Regions from separate parts of the Homo sapiens genome. Here region 1 is linked to region 2. The links are chromatin contacts, found by Hi-C or POLR2A ChIA-PET in ENCODE. All regions are on one chromosome and are shown on one strand. Each heading gives the region's core, a stretch centred on a gene start or an enhancer-like site at or near the end of the contact. The rest is flanking DNA. Distances are from core to core; before and after follow the strand shown.

What was found. A loop is a pair of places that touch in the nucleus more often than their neighbours do. ChIA-PET counts read pairs that join two places held with the same protein, here RNA polymerase II (POLR2A). Pooled maps may share reads with other maps.
Region 1: a loop to region 2 is called in a pooled map, with 2.4 times the contacts of the local background. The contact joins two enhancer-like sites. A Hi-C loop is called at or near these places in 1 of 168 maps with a recorded cell type or tissue (K562) and 2 of 50 pooled maps. POLR2A ChIA-PET finds 5 or more read pairs at or near these places in 2 of 52 experiments (HEK293 and T-cell).

The regions. Positions count from the first base shown.
Region 1 is chr10:71,746,443-71,750,724 of GRCh38, forward strand. All of the region lies in intron 38 of CDH23 (cadherin related 23), which reads left to right. VSIR (V-set immunoregulatory receptor) reads right to left here. Exons shown (of 7, transcript NM_022153.2): 7 at 1,114-4,282. Among named protein-coding and RNA genes, the nearest start is that of VSIR, 25 kb to the right of the region's middle. RefSeq lists enhancers at 1,556-1,765, 2,151-2,200, 2,401-2,530. Within about 2 kb of position 2,374, at least 29 of the 41 ENCODE cell types and tissues checked have a DNase peak (open chromatin) inside an H3K27ac peak, as active enhancers do.
Region 2 is chr10:71,640,928-71,645,645 of GRCh38, forward strand. It overlaps CDH23 (cadherin related 23), which reads left to right. Exons shown (of 70, transcript NM_022124.6): 12 at 2,934-2,939. Among named protein-coding and RNA genes, the nearest start is that of C10orf105, 76 kb to the right of the region's middle. RefSeq lists enhancers at 1,791-2,435, 3,237-3,436, 3,877-3,926. Within about 2 kb of position 3,469, at least 2 of the 41 ENCODE cell types and tissues checked have a DNase peak (open chromatin) inside an H3K27ac peak, as active enhancers do.

The sequences.
Region 1 (4,282 bases), core at 1,124-3,623, 100 kb after region 2:
CTGTGCTGCAAGGGGTATCTGGGCCAGACCCAGGCCCGCCACACAATGGTGTGCCACTGGCCGGGGGAGTCATTGTGGAGCCTCAGCCCCTGCCTAGCTCCAGGCCATGGGAAGACAGGCCAGGCTTGGGGGAGGGGTTTAAGTGGTTGTCAGGGAGGCCCCTGCAAAGGAAGAGCTGGGCCCAGGGAGGAAGGGCGGAAGGTAACTGGGAGGTCAGGAGTTAGCCCAACCTCAGAGGCACTTGGCAGTGGGGTGGAGAGGGAGGGAGGGCCTAACTGTGGCCTCCCTGCCACGTGAATTGCAGCCAACCGATACTACTATTCCAGATAAGAAGCCCTGGCTTCTCAGGCTGGTGAGGACCTGCAGAAGTCACCTATCCAGGCAGAAGGACAGAAATCTCCCACCGCCCCCTTCTGGTATGCAAGTCCCCAGCAGCGGCCCCGTGACGGTCTATGAGCTGGGGACACTGCTCTTGGCAGTACACCTCATGTCTTTAGAGCAGAGGCCCCTTCTGTTTATTAGACTTGGACCCTGCTATTGTGAACTCTGCTTCCCCTGGCTTGAGATCAGAAGGTCCCAGCCTGGCCCTCACCCTCTGTGGCACCAAGAAGGCTGGCCTTCCCTGACCCAGCACAAGTACATCCAGACCCTTCCCTTGGCCTGGCTTCTTGAGGGATGTTCCACAGCTGCCCAGATGCTCCACATACAACTGGCTAAGTTCCTCCAAGAGACCCTGGGGCTCAGCTGCTGAGGGTTTCTCCCTTCCCCATCCCCTAATGCAAGCAAGAGGGGTGCATGGGCCACTGTGCCTATCAGGAGTCCTCTAGCTCCACAGTTGGCAGGCAGAAAAGGGAGTGGCAGGAGCTGATATGGAAGGAGCCTACCCATCAGCAGCAGCGTCTTCTGGACCCAGAAGAAGGCCCAGGCCAGGGCAGGCAGAGCACAGATAGGAACGTTTCTGGTGTGCAGTACAGTGGAGCCCTGGACCTGTGGGCACAAGTTCATCTCCCAGAGCCCTTGTATGTGCTCTAAGCAAGTCCAAGGTGAAGGCCAAGCCAGGCCCTGGCCCATAATACCAATCCATTCAGTGAGGAGGAAGCAGGAGACCCAGGGTTTAGTCGTAGTTCCACCGTTTACTTGTTTTGACAAGACACAGACCTTTCAGAACCTCTATTGCCCTCTGTGTTAAATGGCAGCAATAAAACCTCCCAGGATTTTCAGGGAAGGGGGTGGATCAAACAAGTTACAACACATGTGAAAGTGTGTTGGAAAGCACCAAGTATTCTAACAGAAAAGGCCAAGAAACAGCATGCATGCTGCCACTTCCCTCTCCCGTGCCCAAGGCAGACATGGCTATCTATCTCGGCACTGTCTCACCAAGCTATATTGATCATTCAGAATCCCTCTCAACACATTCCAGGATAGTTAGGGTGACATAGCCTCCATGGGGTGAAGAGAAGCAGCAATGCAAAGCAGGGAATGCCCAGGGAATGGGCCAGGTGGCCTGTGCCGTCTATGGGCTGGGCCTCATGCTCAGCTGGGCTGTGGCTGGGCTTCAAGAGGCCTTTGTTCCCAGCATCCTGGTTAGCAACCCCAGTTCCTCTTTCGTGCATTGTGGTTCCCTGAGAAAACGTTAACCCAGCCCCCAGCACAGTCAGGCCAGCCCTGGGGAAGGCCTCATTCATGAGGCAGGACCCCAGGGGCCAAGTTGGTGCTCGGTGGTGGCAGGACCCCTGCAGCCCCCTGTCCCACTGCACACTCCCAAGTCCACCCCGCGAGGAGCACCCCCTGAAAAAGGCCATGTATCAGCCCCTCTGCCCTGGGCCACTGCATGTAGTGGGAGCTCTGGTCAGGCAGAAGTCTTTTGAAAAGCAGGTCCTGGGGCTCCTGCACCTCCACCCCAGCGCCCATCGCCACGGACTCCCCCAGGCAGGGCCAGCCTGCCCACCAGCAGTCACCAGTGGCCTCCATGGTGTGTTTTTAGGGAGTGCTGAGCAGTCCCCGCTGTGTCAGCAAAACCCTCCAAATGGTGCTTTCAATTCCATTCCTTCAGCCTCTCCCTGGGAGGGAATAAAGGCAGGAAGTCTCTATTAAACTGTGAATGTCAGGAGATAGGTAAGATGGCCCCTAATTCCTGATTGATCTCCTAACAATGAATTAGTTCTTAAAAGCATGGATTTCCCTCTCAGGGCCTCAGACTGTGCCACGAATCCAGCGCTCCAGGAGCCTCCTGCCCCAGCCCCTAGTGCTCCTCCCGCCCCCTGGAGGCGCCATGTTCTCGCACCCAGCTCTCCCATGCACCCCAGCCCACAGCCACCAGGGCTGGCATCAGAGGCACTACCATCCCGGGCAACTCAGAGGGCGGCTCCAGCAGCCTGCCCCTCCCCAGCAGCAGCAGGGAGGGACGTCCCTAGTGCGTTGTAGGCAGGGCCTGTGGCCATGGATGAAGATGGAACTGGGAGCTCAGAGTAAATTTCGCTGAAAACAGGAAACCACGAAGCCCAGATGCGTTCAGTTGTAAAAGGGTCCAGAGAAGAGAGGGCAGGGCCGCACCAGAGGAAGCTGAGGAGGAAGTGCGGTGGCTGTTCTGCTGCGGGCCGCCTCCCTCTCCACACAGCAGCAGCCAGGCCTGGGGTCTGGCAGCCAAATTCTTAGAAGTTGTCTCTGCCTCAAGGTCAGCAGCTGAGGGCTGGGGCCAGGCCAGCCTCCCCAGAGGGCAGGGCATGCTCTTCCTGAGTTGGGAGAACCGGAATCTGGGCTGTGGGCTTGTCCTTCGACTCCAGGAACAGCAGGTGTCCTGTCCCCACTCCTGCCATGCAGGCCCCCATGAATTGTGAAAAACATACCCTCTTTCCTTCTTTCTTTCTTTTTAAAATTTGTTTTGAGGCAAAGTTTTGCTCCGTCCCCAGGCTGGAGTGTAGTGGCTCGAACACAGCTCACAGCAGCCTTGAACACCTGGGCTTAAGCGGTCCTTCCACCTCAGCCCTGCAAAGTGCTGGGAGGACAGGTGTGTGCCACCATGGCCAGCCAGCACCCTCTTCCTATGGCAGCTGGCATCAAGCATTGTGGTGACCAGAGGGAACAAAAGAAGGGACCCCCCTCTGCCTAGGGACAAGGGAGAAGCCGGGGTTTGGGCATATTCTGGCCACTCGAGGTGTCAGCCCCATCTCCGGGCCTATGTTTACCCTCTCCTCAAAGCCCCTGGCCCAGCCCAGGCAGAGCAGGAGGCCCTCAGTGGACCATTCCTTTGGGCCTAACTGGGGGGCTTAGAAGCAGGGCCATGTGTCCAGGTGGGGTTCCCTGGCTGTAGCCACAGGCCCAGGGCTCACTGCTGCCAGGCAGCCTAGAGGTGCTCCCCTTTTCCATCCCCCCAACCCCCCAAGCAATTGGGCGAACATCTTCCCGCCTAGCCCCAAATCCTGGCTTTCAGCACCCAGGCCCAGCTCAGCAGAGCCAGTGTAGGCTGCTAGGAGACAAATGCCCAGGCTGGACTATGCTCTCCACAGTACCTGGGGCCCCCATCCTGCTAAACGCTACAGGGGGTCTGCCCAGCCCCACCTCACCTGTCCCCATGCTCAGGCACTGCCTTCCCTGTTTTACCCCCAGAGTGTACAGAGATGCCCCCTACTCTCCTCCCCTGCTTTAAAATCCTTCAATCACAATTCCACAGAGGACTCACCTTGCCTATGTGTATAAAAACAAAGCCAGGGCATGCCCACAAGCAGGAGATGGGAACATCACCCGCACCTGGCCGAATGGCTCTGAAGCGAAGACTCCACCAGGCCCAGATTGTATGGAGTGGAAGGTGGGGGTGGGGGAGGAGCAGCAGAGTGCAGATTTAAACTGGCTCTTACAATCCATCTCCAGGGTTTGCACCTGTTTCCCCATGTAGTTTTTAATAGCATCCCGCTTCATACTCAGAAGTGTCCCAGGGTGGACAAGACATTGTGTGGCACCCTTGCAATGGCCCGCGCTGAGCAGTGGGAGTAGGGGATGGGGAGGGCGGGGGGCAGGTGCCCCTCTCCACTCACCTTCCCAGAAGGCCCCACCCACCTCCCTCAGCACCATCTCCAGTGGGTGGGGCAACATCTGTCCTGGCCTCAGATTGCCCAAGACACCATTTGCTCACGGAGGCCACCATGCCCCAATATGTACTTCCCGTTTCGGGACCACCAAGCTCTGGGGACTGGAATGCAGGCAGTGGAAGCCCCAGATTGACTTAACCTGTTGACAGATCTTCAGAGAAACTGCTGGTAGGAGGCAGCTGGGGAAGGTGGCGATG
Region 2 (4,718 bases), core at 2,219-4,718:
CTCATCCTTGGATACACTTTGGAATGAATAACTGGAGAGCTTTATAGAATGCGGATGCCTATGCTTCCACCCCCTCCCTCAGTCTGGTCTCCATGGTCTAGGGTGCAGCATAGGCAGCACCCTATGTAAAGCTCCCCAGGTAATTTTGATATGTGGCCAGTGGAGAACTACCCCTCTTTGCCTCTCCAACTGCTCACCTTTTTCTCGACTCCTATAGGTGCCTCCAAGCTACTCTCCCTGCCGCAGTGATGTCTTCCCAACCCTGGCTATGCAGTGTGGTTCCCTGGGGAGCACGAGAGAAATGTAGCTTTTCCCAGCCCCCAGAGATGATGACACACTGGCTCTGGGCATCTGCATTTCTTTTTAGAACGCCACTGGTGATTCTGTTGTGTATCTAGGGAGAGGAGGGCAGCACCGGTGTGATTCGCACGTGGCTGCAAGGCCACCTCCCTCTCCCCTGCTGCAGAGCTCAGAGTGGCTCCGTCTCGCTCATGGAAATAATGCCATCCTCAGGATGGCATCTGCCTGGGACTCCAAGCTTCTCGACATGGACCCTTTGCAAATAATAAGTCATTGATGATTCTTCTCCACACTCCGTGCCTTTGCTTAGGACAGTGCTCCTCAAAAGGTGGCTTCAGATCAGGATCAGCGTCGCCTGGAACTTGGTTAGAAATGCAAAGTTACAGGCCTCAACCCAGGCCTACAGAATCAGGAATTCCTGGGGGAGGGAGAAGAATCGGGGAGCAATCTGCAGGTGATTCTGAGACACGCTAAGGATCTAAGGATCAAGAACTCTGTGTTTAAAGCTACTTCCTCCACCCGAAATCCCTTTTCTGCCAGTCCAAAAGAGTCCAAAAATAATACCTTCTGACCAGACACAGTGGCTCATGCCTGTAATCCCAGCATTTTGGGAGGCTAAGGAGGGTGGATCATTTGAGGTCAGGAGTTTGAGACCAGCCTGGCCAACAGGCGAAAACCCGTCTCTACCAAAAACAAAAAACAAAAACAAAATACAAAAATTAGCCGGGCATGGTGGTGTGCACCTGTAGTCCCAACTACTCGGGAGCCTGAGGTGTGAGAATCGCTTGAACCTGGGAAGTAGAGGTTGCAGTGAGCCAAGATTGTACCACTGCACTCTGGCCTGGGCAACAGAGCAAGCTTCCATCTAAATAATAATAATAATAATAATACCTTCCTTCATTCCTAACACCAGCTCAGAACTCCCCTTCTTGGGGCAACCTCCTCTGCTTGTCCTCCCCTTAGACTGGGCCCTGGAGCGCTCAGATGGTACATCTCAGTTTGTTCTGGTAACTAACATTGCTGACTGCAAGGCCAATGCATTTCACACTGTGGACTCGTGCTGCCAATGGGGAATGCCCGCATCAGACATGAGCTCCACTTCCTTGGCTGGGGCAGCAGCACAGGGTTGTGGGAAGGTGCATTGGCCCAGAAGCTGGCCCGGCCTCTTTTTTTTTTTTTTTTTTTTTTTGAGATGATGTCTCACTCTGTCGCCCAGACTGGAGTGCAATGGCATGATCTCGTCTCACTCCAACCTCCGCCTCCCGGCTTCAAGCAATTCTCCTGTCTCAGCCTCCCGAGTAGCTGGGATTACAGGCGTGCATCAACATGCCCAGCTAATTTTTTTGTATTTTTGTAAAGACGGGGTTTCACCATGTTGGCCAGGCTGGTCTCGAACTCCTGACCTCAAGTGATCCACCCACCTCCGCTTCCCGACGTGCTGGGATTACAGGCATGAGCCACCGCACCCGGCCTGGGCCCGGCCTCTTATCCCCCACTCTGCCACCAGCTCCCTATGCAACCATGGGCTGCTCAGTCAACCTCTCTGAACTCAATTCCACTGGAGGGGCTGGAGGGGCCCGTGGGAGGAGTAGCAGTAACACACAAGGAAGAGCTGCTGAAGCCCAGGCACTCCCTGAGCACCCACTGTGTGTCATGGTCTGCTGGGGAATCTTCACCACCTGAGGCATGGTCTACAGCCTCAAGGGGCTGCTGACATTCCAGAATAATCACAGAGGGAACTGTAACCCAGTGATGCAAGTGCTCTGCAGCCATTAAGGAAAACAAAGCAAATACTTGGTACTTACAAAGTGTTTAGAATAGTGCCTGACCAAGAGTAGGTGCTAGGTTGTTAGTGTCCTCGTTCGCATCATCATCTATATGCACAGTTATGGACCAATCACCAAGATGTAGTTCTAAGTGAAAAGACTGGACACAGAGCAATGTGCATAGCATGCTGTTAGTGTCACAGCAGGGTGGCATGTACCCATAATGGTCATATAGGCATGGATTTCCTGGGGAAAGAGACCCAGGAATGGGGTGTGGTGGCTGCCCTGGGAGGTTTGTCAGTACCTGGGCTCAGGGGGAGAGGGAGAGGCGTGTGTTCCCCTTACACTTTTTAACTTCTGGAAAATTTGCCATGTCTCTGCTCATCATGTCTCTGACATTTTTTATGTTAGGAAAATAAAAACATGGGGGTGTTTGGGGTTGTTTCCTGCAGGGATTTTATCCAGGCTCCAGGGATGTAGGATGTAGGGATGGCCCCTCCCATCCCAGCCTACACTGAGGCCTTCTGGGTGAGAGTGGACAGAGATCAGGGAGACAGGAGCCCTTGCCCCCCCCTCACCTCCTCACCCTTCATGCCGTTGAGCCTCTTCTGGGTCCCATGCTTGTCCCTCTTCTTCACTGTCCAGCACACATGTGTGCACACTCACACAATACGCCTCCTCCAGACCCCAGAAGCTATGGCCCATCAGAGGCTGGGGACAGCTGCTCCTCTAGGGTGTGATCCTGGGGTCCCTCCCATGACCCAGGGTCTCACTGTCTTTTCTCTCTGGTTCCTTCCTCCTCTCCATACCTCTCCGGCTCCTTCTGTCTGTCTCCATATCCTTTGACTGACCGACTCCCATTGACAGAATTTGGTAAGTGAGCCTCTGAAGGGCAGGGGTTGGGCTTGGGGAGGGCTTGTGGTGGGCACAGTGGGGAGGGGCTTTGAAAAGGGCACAGCTCAGCCCTCCCCCACCCTCTCAGGCCCCCAGCTCCTGTGGTTGAGGGACCAAAGGTTCAGGGGAAGGAGAGGAGTTGGTGTCACCTGTTCAAACTGTCACACCCCACTGGCTTCAGCTATTAGTGCCCCTTCGGGCATTTAATTGGTCCCTTCCATGTGACGGGACGCATTCCACACCAGGGAGCGCTGCAACCTCCACAGCCTGACAGGCCCAGAGGAGCCTTGCCCCCACATCCCCTGGGGAGCCACTTTGGGCTGGGGCTCTGGAGCCCCGCGGCTTGCCTGGACCCCAGAATTGGCAAGAGAGGGCTTAGGGAGCTCAGCTTCCACCTCTCCATCCAAACCTCTGTGCCAGTAACAGGGCACAGGCCTGTCTCCAGGCTTTAAGAAAAGTCTAAATGCAGCAAGTGTATTTGCCAGTTTGCTAAAATGGGAAAAACCCAAGAGACTGATGGGTAAACGTTAGCATGCATTCATTCCACAAGTGCCTTTGAGCATTTAGGGGGCAGCCCCAGGGGCCCATGAATCTTGTGAACTCTCAGGCTTCACTGGGGGTATCACTTCCTGATCATTCCCCCTCTGCCCTGAGCGGGATGGGAACCAGCCTTGCAGGGACTATCCCCTTAGACCACGGAGAGTCTTTGGGGCCAGGGTGACCTCGCAGCCACCCTCTCACCAGGAACAGGTTTCTAAGAGGAGTCCCACAACATACCCTAAGCAACCAAGATGTGAGGGTGGGCTTCCCTTGCCAGCCACTGGTTCAAGAGAAAAGGGCCCATGTGCCAAGCTGGCCACTGGGCTAGGGGTGGGCTCTGCACCATAAGCCAGAGCCTCTGCCTCTGGACTGAAAGCCAAGGTCAGTGACCTACTGGGCACCTGCAAGAGAGGTCAGAAGGAGGCTCTTACACATCACAGGCCGCCTGCCCAGTTGGAGGGGAGTCTGGGGGCGCAGGTGATCCCCTTGCCCCAAGTGCAGGCAGGAAGAGGAAGTAGAATCACTTTCTGAGCAGGCCAGACCTCAGGGAGTCAGTAAGCTGAATCTCCCACCTTCAGCCATGTCTCCTCCCCATGATCTGGAGACTTCAGTCACATCACATGCTTTCTGTGAGGAGAGTCAGGTAGCATCTGAGGGGCTCTGTGAGCCACAGCCCTGGTTAGAATAATCAGAAATGCCTGAACTTGAGTGAGGCACCCACCTCCCTGAAATGATGGGCTTGGGCCTCTGGGACACAGCAGAACCTGTGATGGGGTGGCCACCCTGTGCTCAGTCTGGGATCCTGGGCCCCCCGGGACTGGCAACAGTGTGGGATCCCTGGCCATTCACATTGCCACTCAGTCTCTGGGTTATTCCCATTTCACATGTCAGCAAACCAGTGTTCTCCCTGCTGGACACGTTCCAGAGGAGGAGGGGAAGAACAGCATCTGCATCCCTTGTGTCCTCTCCTGGCCAAGCCTGTCATGGCCGCTTAACTGCTTCTCTTCTCTCCACTCCCCTCACATCCTCTCTCCTCCTCCTTCCTCTGTCTCCCCGCTGGGTCTTGCAGCTGGCCGGTCCCTCCGCAGCTGGGGTCACTGGGACAGAGAAAGGGAGCAGGAAATGGAGAGTGAACCAAACCACCTGAAGGGGACACTGTGGGCATCCGACAGCACAAGGAAGGAAAAGAGAGCCAGAGGAGGTTTCCAGAGGGCCTAG